5 separate regions of the Homo sapiens genome follow, and all the other regions are linked to region 1. A link is a contact called in ENCODE Hi-C or POLR2A ChIA-PET data. All regions are on one chromosome and are shown on one strand. The core of a region is the stretch at or near the end of the contact, and the rest is flanking DNA. Distances in the headings are between cores, read along the strand shown. Region 1 has its middle 4.1 kb from the start of RNU5B-1. Region 2 holds the start of FEM1B (fem-1 homolog B). Region 3 overlaps PIAS1 (protein inhibitor of activated STAT 1). Region 4 holds the start of PIAS1 (protein inhibitor of activated STAT 1). Region 5 holds the start of SKOR1-AS1 (SKOR1 antisense RNA 1).

Region 1 (2,608 bases), core at 66-2,565:
CTGTCACCCAGGCTGGAGTGCAGGGCTGCAATCATAGCTCACTGCAGCCTCAAACTGCTGGGATTAAGCACCTCCTGCCTCAGTCACCCGAGTATCTGGGACTATAGTCTGCAAGCCACCACATTGGGCTAATTTTATTTTTTAATTTTTTGTAGAGATGGGGGTCTCCCTATGTTGACAGACATGTTGCCCATGCTGGTCTCGAATTCGTGGGCTCAGGGGATTCTCCCACCCCTGCCTCTGAAAGTGTTGGTGAGAGGTGACAGCGCGCTGGCAGCCCTCGTAGCCCTCGCTCGCTCTCGGTGCCTCCTTGGCCTCAGCGCCCACTCTGGCCGCGCTTGAGGAGCCCTTCAGCCCGCCGCTGCACTGTGGGAGCCCCTTCCTGGGATGGCCGAGGCCGGAGCCGGCTCCCTCAGCCTGCGGGGAGGTGTGGAGGGAGAGACACCGCAGGAACCGGGGCTGCGCACGGGGCTTGCGGGCCAGCTAGAGTTCCGGGTGGGCGTGGCCTTGGCGGCCCGCAGTCCGAGCGGCCGGCCGGCCGGCTCCGCCGACCCCAGACAGTAAGGGGCTTAGCACCTGGGCCAGCAGCTGCGGAGGATGCGCCAGGTCCCCCAGCAGTGCCGGCCCACCGGCGCTGTGCTGGATTTCTTGCCGGGCCTTAGCTGCCTCCCTGCAGGGCAGGGCTCGGGACCTGCAGCCTGCAATGCCTGAGCCTACCCTGCCCACCCGCCATGGGCTTCTGCGCGGCCGGAGCCTCCACGGACAAGTGCCGCCCCCTGTTCCACCGCGCCCAGTCCCATGGACCGCCCAAGGGCTGAGGAGTGCCGGCACACGGCTCAGGACTGGCAGGCAGCTCCACCTGCGGCCCCAGTGGAGGATCCACTGGACGAAGCCAGCTGGGTTCCGGAGTGTGGTGGGGACTTGGAGAATCTTTATGTCTAGCTAAGGGATTGTAAATACACCAATCAGCACTCTGTATCTAGCTCAAGGTTTGTAAATGCACCAATCAGCACTCTGTGTCTAGCTCAGGGTTTGTAAATACACCAATGGACACTCTGTATCTAGCTAATATAGTGGGGACGAAAACTTTTGTGTCTAGCTCAGGGATTGTAAACACACCAATCAGCACCCTGTCAAAACGGACCAATCAGCTCTCTGTAAAACAGACCAATCGGCTCTCTGTAAAATGGACCAATCAGCAGGATGTGGGTGGGGCCAGATAAGAGCATAAAAGCAGGCTGCCCGCTCCTGCTGCGGCAGGCAGGTGGGGTGTTTTCTTTGATACCGAGGTGGCTTTTTTTCTTTTGCTGTTTGCAGTAACTTGCTATTGCTGCTGCTACTGCTCCGTGCGTGGGTCTGGCCTATGAGCTGTAACACTCACCCTGAAAGTGTGTAGTTTCGCTCTTGAAGCCAGTGAGGCCGGAAACCAACTGGGAAGAAGGAACAACTCCAGATGTGCTGCTTTAAAGAGTTGTAATGCTCACCGTGAAGGTCTGTAGTTTCATTCCTGAGCCAGCAAGACCACGAACCCACCAGAAGGAAGAAACTCCGAATGCATCTGAAGGTCAGAAGGAACAAGCTCTGGATACGCCGCCTTTAAGAACCCTGAGATTCACCACGAGAGTCTGCGGCTTCGTTCTTGAAGTTAGTGAGACCAAAAACCCACCAATTCTGGACACATTGGGATTAAAGGTGTGCCACTGCGCCAGCCAGCGTTACGTCTGTTTTGATAGTCTTGCATGCTTGCTGTAGTTCACAATGTAAGGGGAAGTTAGAAACCCATTGAGATGCAAAGTTCTCACCATATGATAATAGCTACGTCTCATAGGACCTAGCAAGGGGTTAAGGGGTGGGTTCTCTGAGTACTGACCTCCCCCCGTATTGAGCCTTGGGAGAGAGTGTTTCCCTTTTCCTGGGCTTTAGGAGACATTTATTTGTTGGCCTGTACTGTGCTTCACTCTGGAAGGGTCCTGGATAGCTTTCACTGTTGAGAGAACTGAAAGGAGAGTTAACTTGTTTGTAGCTCTGTGAGTCTCCACAGAGGGTCATGGAGTTTCTACAATTTGTGAATCCGAAGCTTGGACTCACGTTGATCCGTTATTTATGATGTGGCTTGCACCTCAATTTCCAGCAACAATTCGTGCTAATTTAATTTAGGAAATAACTGGCTGGGCGCGGTGGGTCACGCCTGTTGTAATACCAGCGCTTTGGGAGGTTGAGGTTGGGGGGATCACCTGAGGTCAGGAGTTCAAGACCAGCTTGGCCAACATGGTGAAACCCTTTCTCTACTAAAAATACAAAAATTGGCGGGACGCAGTGGCATGTGCCTGTAGTCCCAGCTACTCTGGAGGCTGAAGCAGGAGAATCGCTTGAACCCGGGAGGCAGAGGTTGCAGTGAGCGAAGATCGTGCTACTGCACTCCAGCCTGGGTGCAGAGACTTTCGTCTCAAAAATATAATAATCCAGTGTGTATTTTATACTTAAGTACATCTCAATTGAGACTGGCCACATTTCAAATGCTCAATAGCCACATGTGGCCAGTGGTTGCCATATTGAACAGTATACTTCTAAATCCTTTTGGATCTTCTATGAAGATAATCATATGGAC
Region 2 (2,608 bases), core at 35-2,534, 3.0 Mb before region 1:
TCTGATCAGTTACATCACCAGTTCCACTAAAAGTAAAACCTGGAAAGGCAGCCACCTCCTCCAAATGGCTTGTTCACAGACTATCTAGTAGAGAAGACGACTATTAGATTTCAAGGCCGAGGGTGTGGTTATCTTCCCACAGAGGGAATGAGGGGTAGGGGCTGATGAGGACGGGCAGCAAAACATGGGATGGATTATTAGCCCTGGAAGATGAAGTGGGCATTAGTGGGGCAGGAGGTGGTACAAAAAGGGGAGAAGTGAGTACCTACATGAAGAGAGGGTAAGAGAGGGTGAGGGAGGGGAGGGCCCGTGAATTAACGAGTCCGCGCGCGTCGGAGAGAGGCTGGCTTGGGATGTACCTACCCGTCGAAGCGGACGGTGCCAGTCTGCTGAGTCTGCACCCGGTAATGTTCTAAGAGCAAGCGTACCACCTTTGCGTGTCCATTGCGGGCTGCGATGATGAGGGGCGTGGAGCGCTGCCCTCCCTGCTGGCTGACATAGCCAAGCAGATAGCGGATGTCGCTTTCAGACCGGTTGAGAAGCAAGGCGGCCAGAGTCAGCACCTTGCCCTCGCTGGCCGCCTTGTATACATAGCCAGCCAGGCCCTCCATGGCCGCCGCCAACTCCAACACCCGTTTGGTCGCCACCGCTGCAGCTGCCGTGCGCCCCCGGAGGCCGCGTTCGCCAGCGCTTTAAACCTGGGCCCTCACAGCCCATTCAACAGGGCGCCGTCGCCGCCGCCGCGCCCAGGCAGCAGTGCGGCCCAGGGAAGGCGGAGACGCAGAGGAGGCCGAGTGCCGCGAAGGGCACGTCCGCGACCCAGCCCGCGCAGGGAGGAAGGCGGTCAGGGCCGCCCGCCAGGTCCCAGGCGCCGGCCCTGGACCGAGGGGATCTCCATGGCGGACGCCGCCCCGGGCCTCAGGCCGGACCCCTCCTTCCTGCGGGATGCGACAGGCGCGTGCCCGAGCTACGGGTCGCCGGCCGGGTCCCGAGAGGACCTCGCGCACCCCGGATGGCGAAAGATGGGCGCGTCTCTCCTGACCCGGCCCACCCGGCCTAAGGCCTAACACTGCCTCCTCCTGCGCTTTCCGCCCTTCGCCGTCCCTGACTGGAGGAAACCTGCAGGCTCTCGTCCGCCGAGCTCAGAAGTGCCAGGCGCTGCCAACGGCCCCGGAGATCCTCGCGTAGGGGCCCCCGGGGCGATGCGGAACGCTCCCGCAAGAGCGGCGCCGGAACTTGGGCGGGGAGGAAGACGAGCTTTCGCAGACAGGGCCGGGAGGAGAGGGCGGGAGCGGGAGGGACGCTAAGTGGGGTGTCTCCGCCTAAGCCGACCGGCGGGCACACGCGGGCCCGGTAGAGAAAGGTTCTGCTGCGCGTAGTTGGCCCATCCCGTTTGGGCCTGGATGTCCTCAATGTCCTTGACTCCTGGAACCTCCTCCTGGCCCCTAAACGGCCCTGAGGGTCTCCAGCCAGGGAGTGGGGGCGGAGTGAGGGCGCTAAGCTGATGGGCTAAGGAGACCACCCTATTTTACTATAGACGGTGCGGGTCCTGCTTCTGCCCCTGAGCCGGGGTTAGGGAAGGGGTTGCGCGTACTCGGAGGGTCCATTTCAGGAAAAGGGCGGCGTTTCTGAGTTCCCGAAATGTGGGAGGGCTTGAGAGCCACAACACCAGGCTCTGAGAAGGGACTGGAAGTACGGCCTGACTTTCCCGGAGAAAGGGGTTAAGTGTGAGAGAAAGATGGGAGCGAAGGGGAGCTGCGCTCGCGGTGGAAGGAGCGAGGTATCCTGGGAAGGAAAGCGAGTCCCGCGTTCAGACAGAGCAGGAATCTCATCCTGAGCCGGCAGAACCTCCGTTTTCTCACAGACATCACAAGATTGTTGTTAGGATTTGAAACGATCGTTTATCCAATGAATATTAGAGGTCGACTACGTGCCAGGCTCTGCTTAGCACTAGGGATTCAGTAATGGAACAAATAAGTCAACAAATGATAGACAAGATCAGTTGAACTGGTATCATTACCATTTGCTCTGAAGCAAATGAAATAGAATGATGGGGGCACTCATTTAGTTTGGGTGATCAGACAAGACCTCTATGACAAGTGACAAGAACAGACGGTATTCTAGGCAAAGGGGACAGCTAATATAAAAGTCCTGAGGAGGGAACAGTCTGGTGAGCTCGGAAACAGAAAGGTCAGTGTGGCTGCAGCAGAGTGGGCCACAGTAAGAATGATAGATGAAGTCAGAGGATGCAACACACGTTAGGGCCTAATAACCCATAGCAAAGGGTTTAAGTCTACTCTGTGATGGGGGCATTTGAAGGGTTTTAAAGAGGGAAGTGACAAGATGCTATTTGTGTTTTTTAAAAAGATCACTCTGGCTGCTGTATGGAGAATAAACTCTGGAAGGCAAGAGTAGATAGGGGGACAGGCCTTGGATTAGGATGGTAGGAGTGAATGGTAGGTGATGAAGCTTCTGGGACAGTCTCAAAAAACTCAATATGAAAGTGACTTCCTCCCTCTTCCTCCCTTCCCCAAAGGACAAAATTTACCATAGAGAAAGAACAAATGCATTTATGTGGCTCCAAGGGACTGGGCTCGGCTCAACAAGT
Region 3 (2,608 bases), core at 50-2,549, 2.9 Mb before region 1:
TATAATCTTGCCTTAAGTATCACAGTATCAGAGAGGACTACGTTCCCCTATTGTACCTCTACAGAGTTCCCTGTCTATCTTCTTCAAGGCACATGTCAAAACTTTAACTCATTAATGACTTGTGCAATTATTTAATGCCTGTCTTTCTTACCAGACTGCAAACTTCTGGGGGATGCAGAGATGGTATGTGTCTTGTTTAATGTTATATTCTCCTGTTCCTGGAACACAGTAGACTCTTAACACAATTTCTTGAATGAAAAGAATAAATGAATAAGCAGGGAAAGGGAGATTTCCTCTTGACACTGAACAAAATAAAGCGAGGACTGGGCACAAATGTAGATAAGCTAAAAAAGTAATTATGGTGGCACTGAGATTAAGGAAGAAATGGGTGGTTTAGGTAATTCATGTCTTGTAGCCCCAATTTTCATGCATTGGCAGAGTGCTGAGAGAGGGGGATAGTGTTTGATTAGATTATGGCTAAGGCTTGAAATAACTGCTGAAGGGAGAAGGAAGAGGAGAAAGAAACTTGATTAAGAGTTGGTAAAAGACTGTTTTTCATAGTTGTGAGGGGACAACTCTACACAAAGGCAGAAACTGCAAGACAAAATCCTACTAAATCAAATGATTCAGAGAATGGAGTTCTCTGTGAAAAGTCTAAATAATACCAACTTTATTCTTTCAAGAACATAAGAGTGTCTGGCTTGACTACTAAAACTTTGCTAGAAGTACTTATTTTATTAAGAATGACTTACAAAGAACATATTTGTAACTGATTTGACTCTTTTAAAATACCTGACATTTCCTTTTGTCAAGTTATTGTAAACAGAATTTTAATTACATAATTTGTTGGGAAAGTTTTTGGTTTTTTTTTTTTTTTTTTTTTTTACAGGCAGCATACAGGTAAAGGTAGATAACCTGTTTTTTAGTAAATTACAACAAATTTCTTACTGGTGGGATCCAAATTAATATTCCATTGGCTTCCCTGGCCAATAAGTAAGGTAAGGTATCAATTTCCACAAAAATCTCATCCAGTGTACAATTATTCTCCACATCCATCAGTATATCAGACTAGAAATAGCTTTTGAATTAAACAGTTTTTGCTGCTTAATGGTAGCTAATAGTGGTTTCTCGGAGAAAATAAAATAATTCAATTCCAGACTCACGTTCCCACTCTCCCTCCAGGTGGTGCTATAGCTACAAGCGGAGAAGAGTTAACAGCTTGAGCAAAGACAGTTGGCCTTATTGTTGTTGTTGCTGTTACTATTAAATAAAATAACTTCATCTGCCTTATTTCTTGGTATTCCCTCTTCCATACAGGCTCACATAATTCTTTGCTTTCTGACTGGCTGAGATTCTAGTATTGTGAGGCAAATACGAAGATTCTCAGTAGAATGACCAGGAATAACTTCAGCAAGATTGTGATAGAAGACAAGTTATCTTATACTCTCCTTCAAGGCAGATGTCTGTCTTTTCTTTCAGGATCCCTACCATCTTCTTATCCCTGCCAAATGGTGCCACCACTCCCGCAGATCCCAAATCAGTGCTGCCCTTCTAGGTCTCCATCATCTGTCAATGCATGCCTACAGAGGCATTAGCCAAAGTGTGCTCCCATTGATTCAGGATTAGCTGCATTTTTAAAGGACCATTTTAATACAGAAAAATTCTTCAATGAACTATTAAGGGTATATTGATATTCAGGGGTAGTGGGATCTTTTACTCTGCCACAGAAATAAGTTACAGAAAGGGGTAATAGCTATGCTACAAAAGGAAAGCTGCTATTATCTTAGTTCTTTCCACCAGAGTGTTCCTAAGTACAAATCTGATAATGGGCTTCATTAATCAGTTCACATCAAAAGTCCTTAAAGGATAGCTATCTAACACCTGCCTATAAAAGTTTTGTTTCTAAGTCCCCAGCCCTCACTCCTAAATCCACGCAGCCCCCGGCTCTCACAAATAAAAGAATAAACGAAGAACTTAGTTCACCTCTTTGGAAAGGCCAAACCCTCTGACCTTAACCCTTAAAAACAGAGGTCAGCACAGCCCCATTTGAAGACCTTGAATCTCAAATTCAACGTATCAAAACAAACCATCCAGTAATTCACACGTATGAACCCAGACTTCGCAGAAGCATTAGAAATCAGACGGCATAAACTTCTTGTTACAGATGAGGAAGATGAAACTCAGGAGCAGCGTTACTTGTCCACAGTCATATAATTGATTAATGGCAGAATTATTATTTCTACCACCCCACTGGCTCTCTTCACTTTGTAAATGCAGGGGGTGAGGCCATGATATAATTCTGTACATTTTTCCTGGATAAACCACCAATCTAAAATAACTTTCTTGAAATTTATGCCAAGATGCCCTTCCCATTTCCCAGAATTCCTTAAACATTGATTTTATGAAGTTGTAGAATAATATTCTTCCATGTTTGTGCACTGACTTCACAAAGTTAATTTTAAGATTAGTAAAATATAGATTATAAAATATAGCTCATGACAAAGATATCAGAACTACTCTAAGAACTACACAACAGGCTCCAGTGAATAAACAAATTCTAAAATTTCTTGAGTTGAGAAAATACTACTCTAACCTTTAACAAAATAGC
Region 4 (2,608 bases), core at 1-2,500, 2.8 Mb before region 1:
ACTAAACCAAAATTATTCAAGCGGAGCCCCATTTGTCACAATCCAGTCATAAGGGTTCCACCACCCCCTCCCCCAACTGCTTGTGTAGTGGTATATCTGCTACGGTAAAGAAGCCATCATCAGGTAAAGATTGGGGTGGGAGAAAAGCGGGGAAAAGGGGGCACCCTTTCATCTAATTTCGTGAGGCGTGAGTAATTGGTACTGTTAAGAGGAACGTTCTATTTATCGGGGGTTGGAGTAGCATGAGGGGAGAATTTCGTTCAAATCAACATGGCCAGCAAGATGTCCCTACAAACAAAAGGCAATGGGGGGATATAAACACGAACCATTCACCTCCATCAGCTACAGCATCGCCATCATGGTGTGTGCAGAGACCCCCAAAGGCTCCTCTCACCCTCCACACCAGCTAAGGCAAAAGAAGGGAGAGAGGTAGCTGCATCCCCCCCTCCCAACACTGCTTCCAAAGACACACTCTTCGAGGGGGTTTCTCCCCTCGGCTGCCCGGAATCAGAGAGAAAGAGTAACGTCCCGCTCACTACCTCTCAGCCGAACCCCAACGCCGGCCCGGGGCTCGCTAAACTTTACCAGAGCTTCTCCCCCAGATCCCCACCCTATCGCCCCGGGATCGCGCTTCCCACAAGCGGGGCACCCCAGGCGCTTCCTGACAAGCGAGCAGCCGGGGAAAGCCGAGTCCGGGGCGGGGGCTACTGGGATCCACGGAGGGGCGGGGCGGCCGAAGCCAAGTTCCCGGGGGTCTGAGAAGAGCGCCTGACAGGAGCCCGGGACTGCAAAGGAGGAAGAGGAAGCGGCCACGGGGAGCTTTCCCAATCCCCCCTACGAGAGCACCCTGCCCCCAGCCCCAGCTCCCCATGGGGGGCAGGGAGGCTAACTGGAAGGTGAAAAAGCCGAGCCCATGAGACAGCTGCAGCCCCTACCTCCGGACTCCCTATCTCTTCCCCCGCCACCCCCGCCAGAGGCGCCCACAACAATAACACGCCGGGGACGACCCGTCAGCGCCCCCGAGGCACCCGGGGCCCGCGGCCCGCCGCAGGCGGGCCCCCTCTGCTGAGACCGGGCGCGCCTCTCTCCCTACAACTCCAGGCCCGGGTGGAGTCAGGCCCGAGAGGCCCCCCAGGGTCGGACCCATCCCCCCTGGCAGCAGCGGCGCCGTCTCCGCGGCCGAATATTAGAAGTGAATTCGAGCTGCGCTTTACCTTTAGTTCCGCACTGTCCGCCATCTTGCGTCTGTCAGCGCAAGCGCAGTGAACTTCGCCGGGGGCCGCCGCTAGACCCGCCCCTCTAGCCGGCCTGGCCCCGCCCCGGCCCGCCCCTCCACCTTCCCAGCCCGCCTCTAGCCTCCGCCCCGCTCAGGGCGCTCGAAGCCCCGCCCCGGGCACGTACAGCTGCGAGACAGGCACGTTCCATTTAAATAATGGCGCCAAGCGGCGAGGTTTGACAGTTACTGCCCCCTCGGTCTCCCTGCCCCCCATCCTAGCTCGGCCAGCTCCTCCCGGGAAGGGCCGGAGCGAGAGGGATGCTGGCCTGAGCCCCATCTCTCTGCGGTCCGCGGAACGCTTCTGCATAGCTTCGACGCCTACGGTCACAGAAACAATGCTGTCCCCCAACCCCCAATAAGCAAGGCTTTTTCAGCACCTGCTACCTGCGAGGCTACCAGTGGGCTAAAAATAGAAATCCATTACATTTAAGGGGCCCTTAATGAAGCATTTCTATCATTATTGGCTCAGATCCTCTTGATAACGAGGGGAGGTAGGCAAGGAAGAGATAATTCCCATGGTATAGATTCAGAAATGAAAGCTCAGAGAGGAAAAGTGACTTGCACAAACAAGTATTTTAACGAGGTGGCGTAAGACAAAATTTTGAAGGTGTTCATTAACATTTTTGTTTAAAAAAGTATTTATTTAGTGACCATCTGCTTGCCTTGTGCTAACGGCTAAATATACATTTTGAAATCAAAGTCCGTGCCCTTCTGTAGTTCTCTAATGGGGAATCAGAGAAGTGAACGAACAAAGATACAATTGCAAATGTTAGTGAGTACCAGAAAGGAGCAAAAGGTCATTGAGAGAGAGAAAGGGTTTGGGAGATGTACTTAATTCTGGGAGGGTTTTATCCACTAAATTGACATTTAAGTAGACTTGATGGAAGGATTATTTCATTCCTTTTCGTCTCTACTGAAAGCCTTCTATATACCTCCTCCCCAACCCCCACTTTTACTAATCAACTTTGCCTCATAACTCATGGAAAAAATGAAAGATATCAGAAATAAACTCCCTTATCTTCTCACCATCAAAACCACCCTTATCTGCATAGTAACATTTGGGTTGCTATGAATGAAGTGTCCCTGCGCCTAGGAAGGCCAGTCCCTTTACCAGTGACCGGATTTTTTTCACGCACATTCCTAAGGATTTTACTCTTACAATTACCTACCCTCCAGCATCGTTAGTTTTTTCCCTCTCAATTGAATTGCTCCTATCAGCATATAAATATATTGAAATTTCTCCCATCTAAAATAAACTTCCTTTGACTCCAAAATCGCCTCTAGGAACTGCCCTATTTTTCTGCTATCTTCATAAATTCTTAGAAAGGTTTT
Region 5 (2,608 bases), core at 29-2,528, 2.5 Mb before region 1:
TAGTTTGCAGTTTTAAAATTATGTTTTAAAATGGACTATCATATGCTTACCGTAACTTGAAAGTATTTCGATTTCTTGGCTTTATATATCTTGTGGAAAGGACGAAACACCGTGCTCGCTTCGGCAGCACATATACTAAAATTGGAACGATACAGAGAAGATTAGCATGGCCCCTGCGCAAGGATGACACGCAAATTCGTGAAGCGTTCCATATTTTTACATCAGGTTGTTTTTCTGTTTTTACATCAGGTTGTTTTTCTGTTTGGTTTTTTTTTTACACCACGTTTATACGCCGGTGCACGGTTTACCACTGAAAACACCTTTCATCTACAGGTGATATCTTTTAACACAAATAAAATGTAGTAGTCCTAGGAGACGGAATAGAAGGAGGTGGGGCCTAGGCAGATTCATCTCTGCGGTGCATTTTGCCTCTGGCCCTCGGGCCCTAGTTTGCGATCTTTCCCATCTTGCCTCTGCTTCCCTCTGCACAATCCTGAGTATTGCAGTACCTTACACTTAAGGAAATTTCGTCTTGCCAAAGTTGATCCATTTCAGCTCCGAAACATAACAGGAACTAGTGCAACGATAAACGTATGAGGAACTTGCAATAAGAGTGACAGAATCCTTTGAATCAAAAAAAAAAAAAAAGCCACCACTTAATGAGTATCTACCATATGTCAAGGGCTTCACCAATATTTCATTGAAATATTCCAGACCAAATAAATAAATAATAAAAGAAAAAAAGAAAAGGGGGAGGGGGCAGAAAAATAAAATAATGTTTAAAAAATTCCTGACAGCCCCACCCTGTGGGTTTTACTGTTTTACTGTCATCATTTTACACCAATCACTGAGAGGTAAAGCCTGATAAGACTTACAGAGGCACAGACCCTGAAAAGATCGGGACCCAGGTCTCAGGTAATTGAGTTACAAAAACACAGTCCCGAGTGGTAAGACAAAGAGGAAACAAAGTCCAACCACGTTCAGATTTCCTGCGATGACTTAGGCAATGTTTTCTGAAATATCTTTCCAACAGAAAAATGGTGCAACTGCTTTGCTAGTGCTTCAGCATGCACGTGGGCCCTGCGGCCACTGGGACCTCAGTCGATCTGCCGGGAGCGGCCGCACAGCTCCCAGCCTCCAGGCGCGCCGCAGGAGGACTGTTAGGCTCGAAGCCCCGGAGCCACCCAGGGACAGCGGCGGGTACTCTACCAGCGGGCGCTGGGAGCTGCCGGGCAGCATTCCATTCAGGACTCATTCCTTTTCTCTTCAGTGGAAGTGAAATGATCCTTTCCAGGTAACAGCCGAGCATAGGGGACTGCGGGACATCTCCGCCTCTTCCTTGGCTCTGGGCCTTCGATGTAAGGCGTTAGAGGACAATCTTTGTTGGCTGGATTTCTGTTCTTCCCCTAGAGATATCTGGTTCTTTGGAGGCCACTTGGGCAATTGGGTGAGTAGTTTTAAATGTCTCCCTTGGGATGCCAAATAAGAAAACGACCAATGTCGATGTGGCTCCCTCTCTTTCAGCACAGACAACCCATCAGACTGGAATATTATTAGTCTACGTATGTGGAAGGGGGTGTTATGGGGAGTAAAATAGAATCCAAGAGTGAAGGACTTGGCCCAAAAAGGACTGTTGAGATTGTTCTAAAGAAACTGGTCGGGCGCAGTGGCTCACGCCTGTAATCCTAGTACTTTGGGAGGCTGAGCTGGGAGGATACCGAGGTCAGGGGTTCGAGACCAGTCTGGCCAACAAGGTGAAGCCCTGTCGCTACTTAAAAGAAAAGAAAAGATTAGAACAGAAATTAGGAAAAAGACAGGCAGTTCCTAGCCCCAGAAAATCCAGAGACCTGGCTGACTTCCTTTCCTCTGCACTAACCTGCTGAGGGAACTTGGGCAAGTCTTCGCCTCTTTGGACACATAGAGTCAATGCATTGGCGTTGCAGGATGCCCTTCCAACCTCTGTGCTTCTAGATTCTTATGAATGTGTCTCCAGAAACTCAATAGTCCATGCATTGGCGTTGCAGGATGCCCTTCCAACCTCTGTGCTTGTAGATTCTTATGAATGTGTCTTCAGAAAGCTCAATAGTCCAGGCTTGAAAAAGCACCGGTTTGTCCTCCTTTCTGGGCCCCCTTTCTGGGCCCCTGGAGGAGAGGAGGGTGATGGACTGGGGTACATTTTGGGACTCTAAAAGCATTCCTGGCTTGAGTCTCAGGAAAGTGAATTCAGAGGGAGTTGTAATCTTTGCAAACACCAATACAATAGCACTTCTTGTATGCCAGGAGCTGTTCTCAGTGCTTTACATATATTAACAGAAAACAGTTCTATGAAGTAGGTACTGTTAATCTCCCTATGTTATAGATGAGGAAGCTAAGGCACAGAGAGATTCAACAACTTGCCCAATGTCACTCATCAATGACAGGGCAGCATTGAGACCTCAGTAAATCTGGCTCCAGAGTTTGTGCTCTTAGCCAAGCATCTGAGGATGGAGAGAGGAGATGAGGCTGTTTAGAATTCATGGGAAGAGCATGCAGATCCAGTTCTGCTTTTGTTGGTGTTCTGAATTCAAGGCAGGAGTCACATGTTTGCAACGGATCAAGGCTTTAGAGC

Evidence for each region. Hi-C counts contacts between places; a loop is a spot of excess contacts on that map. ChIA-PET counts read pairs that join two places held with the same protein, here RNA polymerase II (POLR2A). Pooled maps may share reads with other maps.
Region 2: a pooled map shows a loop between it and region 1 (12-fold over the local background). The contact joins the promoter of FEM1B here to the enhancer-like site in region 1. A Hi-C loop is called at or near these places in 7 of 50 pooled maps. POLR2A ChIA-PET finds 5 or more read pairs at or near these places in 2 of 52 experiments (activated B cell and activated CD4-positive, alpha-beta T cell).
Region 3: POLR2A ChIA-PET joins it to region 1 with 14 read pairs in T-cell. The contact joins two enhancer-like sites. POLR2A ChIA-PET finds 5 or more read pairs at or near these places in 2 of 52 experiments (B cell and T-cell).
Region 4: a loop to region 1 is called in a map of CD4-positive, alpha-beta T cell, with 9 times the contacts of the local background. The contact joins the promoter of PIAS1 here to the enhancer-like site in region 1. A Hi-C loop is called at or near these places in 1 of 168 maps with a recorded cell type or tissue (CD4-positive, alpha-beta T cell), 1 of 37 single-sample maps with no recorded cell type and 6 of 50 pooled maps. POLR2A ChIA-PET finds 5 or more read pairs at or near these places in 1 of 52 experiments (activated B cell).
Region 5: a loop to region 1 is called in a pooled map, with 2.5 times the contacts of the local background. The contact joins the promoter of SKOR1-AS1 here to the enhancer-like site in region 1. A Hi-C loop is called at or near these places in 1 of 168 maps with a recorded cell type or tissue (CD8-positive, alpha-beta T cell) and 3 of 50 pooled maps. POLR2A ChIA-PET finds 5 or more read pairs at or near these places in 1 of 52 experiments (A549).

Annotation. Positions count from the first base shown.
Region 1 is chr15:65,299,283-65,301,890 of GRCh38, reverse strand. No RefSeq gene overlaps it. Among named protein-coding and RNA genes, the nearest start is that of RNU5B-1, 4.1 kb to the left of the region's middle. RefSeq lists an enhancer at 185-700. Within about 2 kb of position 1,315, at least 3 of the 41 ENCODE cell types and tissues checked have a DNase peak (open chromatin) inside an H3K27ac peak, as active enhancers do; they include CD4-positive, alpha-beta T cell and CD8-positive, alpha-beta T cell, where a contact is called at or near this core.
Region 2 is chr15:68,276,421-68,279,028 of GRCh38, reverse strand. FEM1B (fem-1 homolog B) reads right to left here and starts at 1,284. Exons shown (of 2, transcript NM_015322.5): 1 at 364-1,284. The coding sequence starts at 611. RefSeq lists enhancers at 445-644, 387-1,288 and a silencer at 675-1,004.
Region 3 is chr15:68,153,727-68,156,334 of GRCh38, reverse strand. The region is part of intron 7 of PIAS1 (protein inhibitor of activated STAT 1); the gene reads right to left. Among named protein-coding and RNA genes, the nearest start is that of CALML4, 50 kb to the left of the region's middle. Within about 2 kb of position 1,299, at least 2 of the 41 ENCODE cell types and tissues checked have a DNase peak (open chromatin) inside an H3K27ac peak, as active enhancers do.
Region 4 is chr15:68,052,957-68,055,564 of GRCh38, reverse strand. It overlaps PIAS1 (protein inhibitor of activated STAT 1), which reads right to left and starts at 1,250. Exons shown (of 14, transcript NM_016166.3): 1 at 1,215-1,250. The coding sequence starts at 1,238. RefSeq lists a silencer at 952-1,451.
Region 5 is chr15:67,837,549-67,840,156 of GRCh38, reverse strand. It overlaps SKOR1-AS1 (SKOR1 antisense RNA 1), which reads left to right and starts at 1,278. Exons shown (of 3, transcript NR_120345.1): 1 at 1,278-1,447. It overlaps RNU6-1 (RNA, U6 small nuclear 1), which reads left to right and starts at 112; the gene lies at 112-218. RefSeq lists an enhancer at 1-174.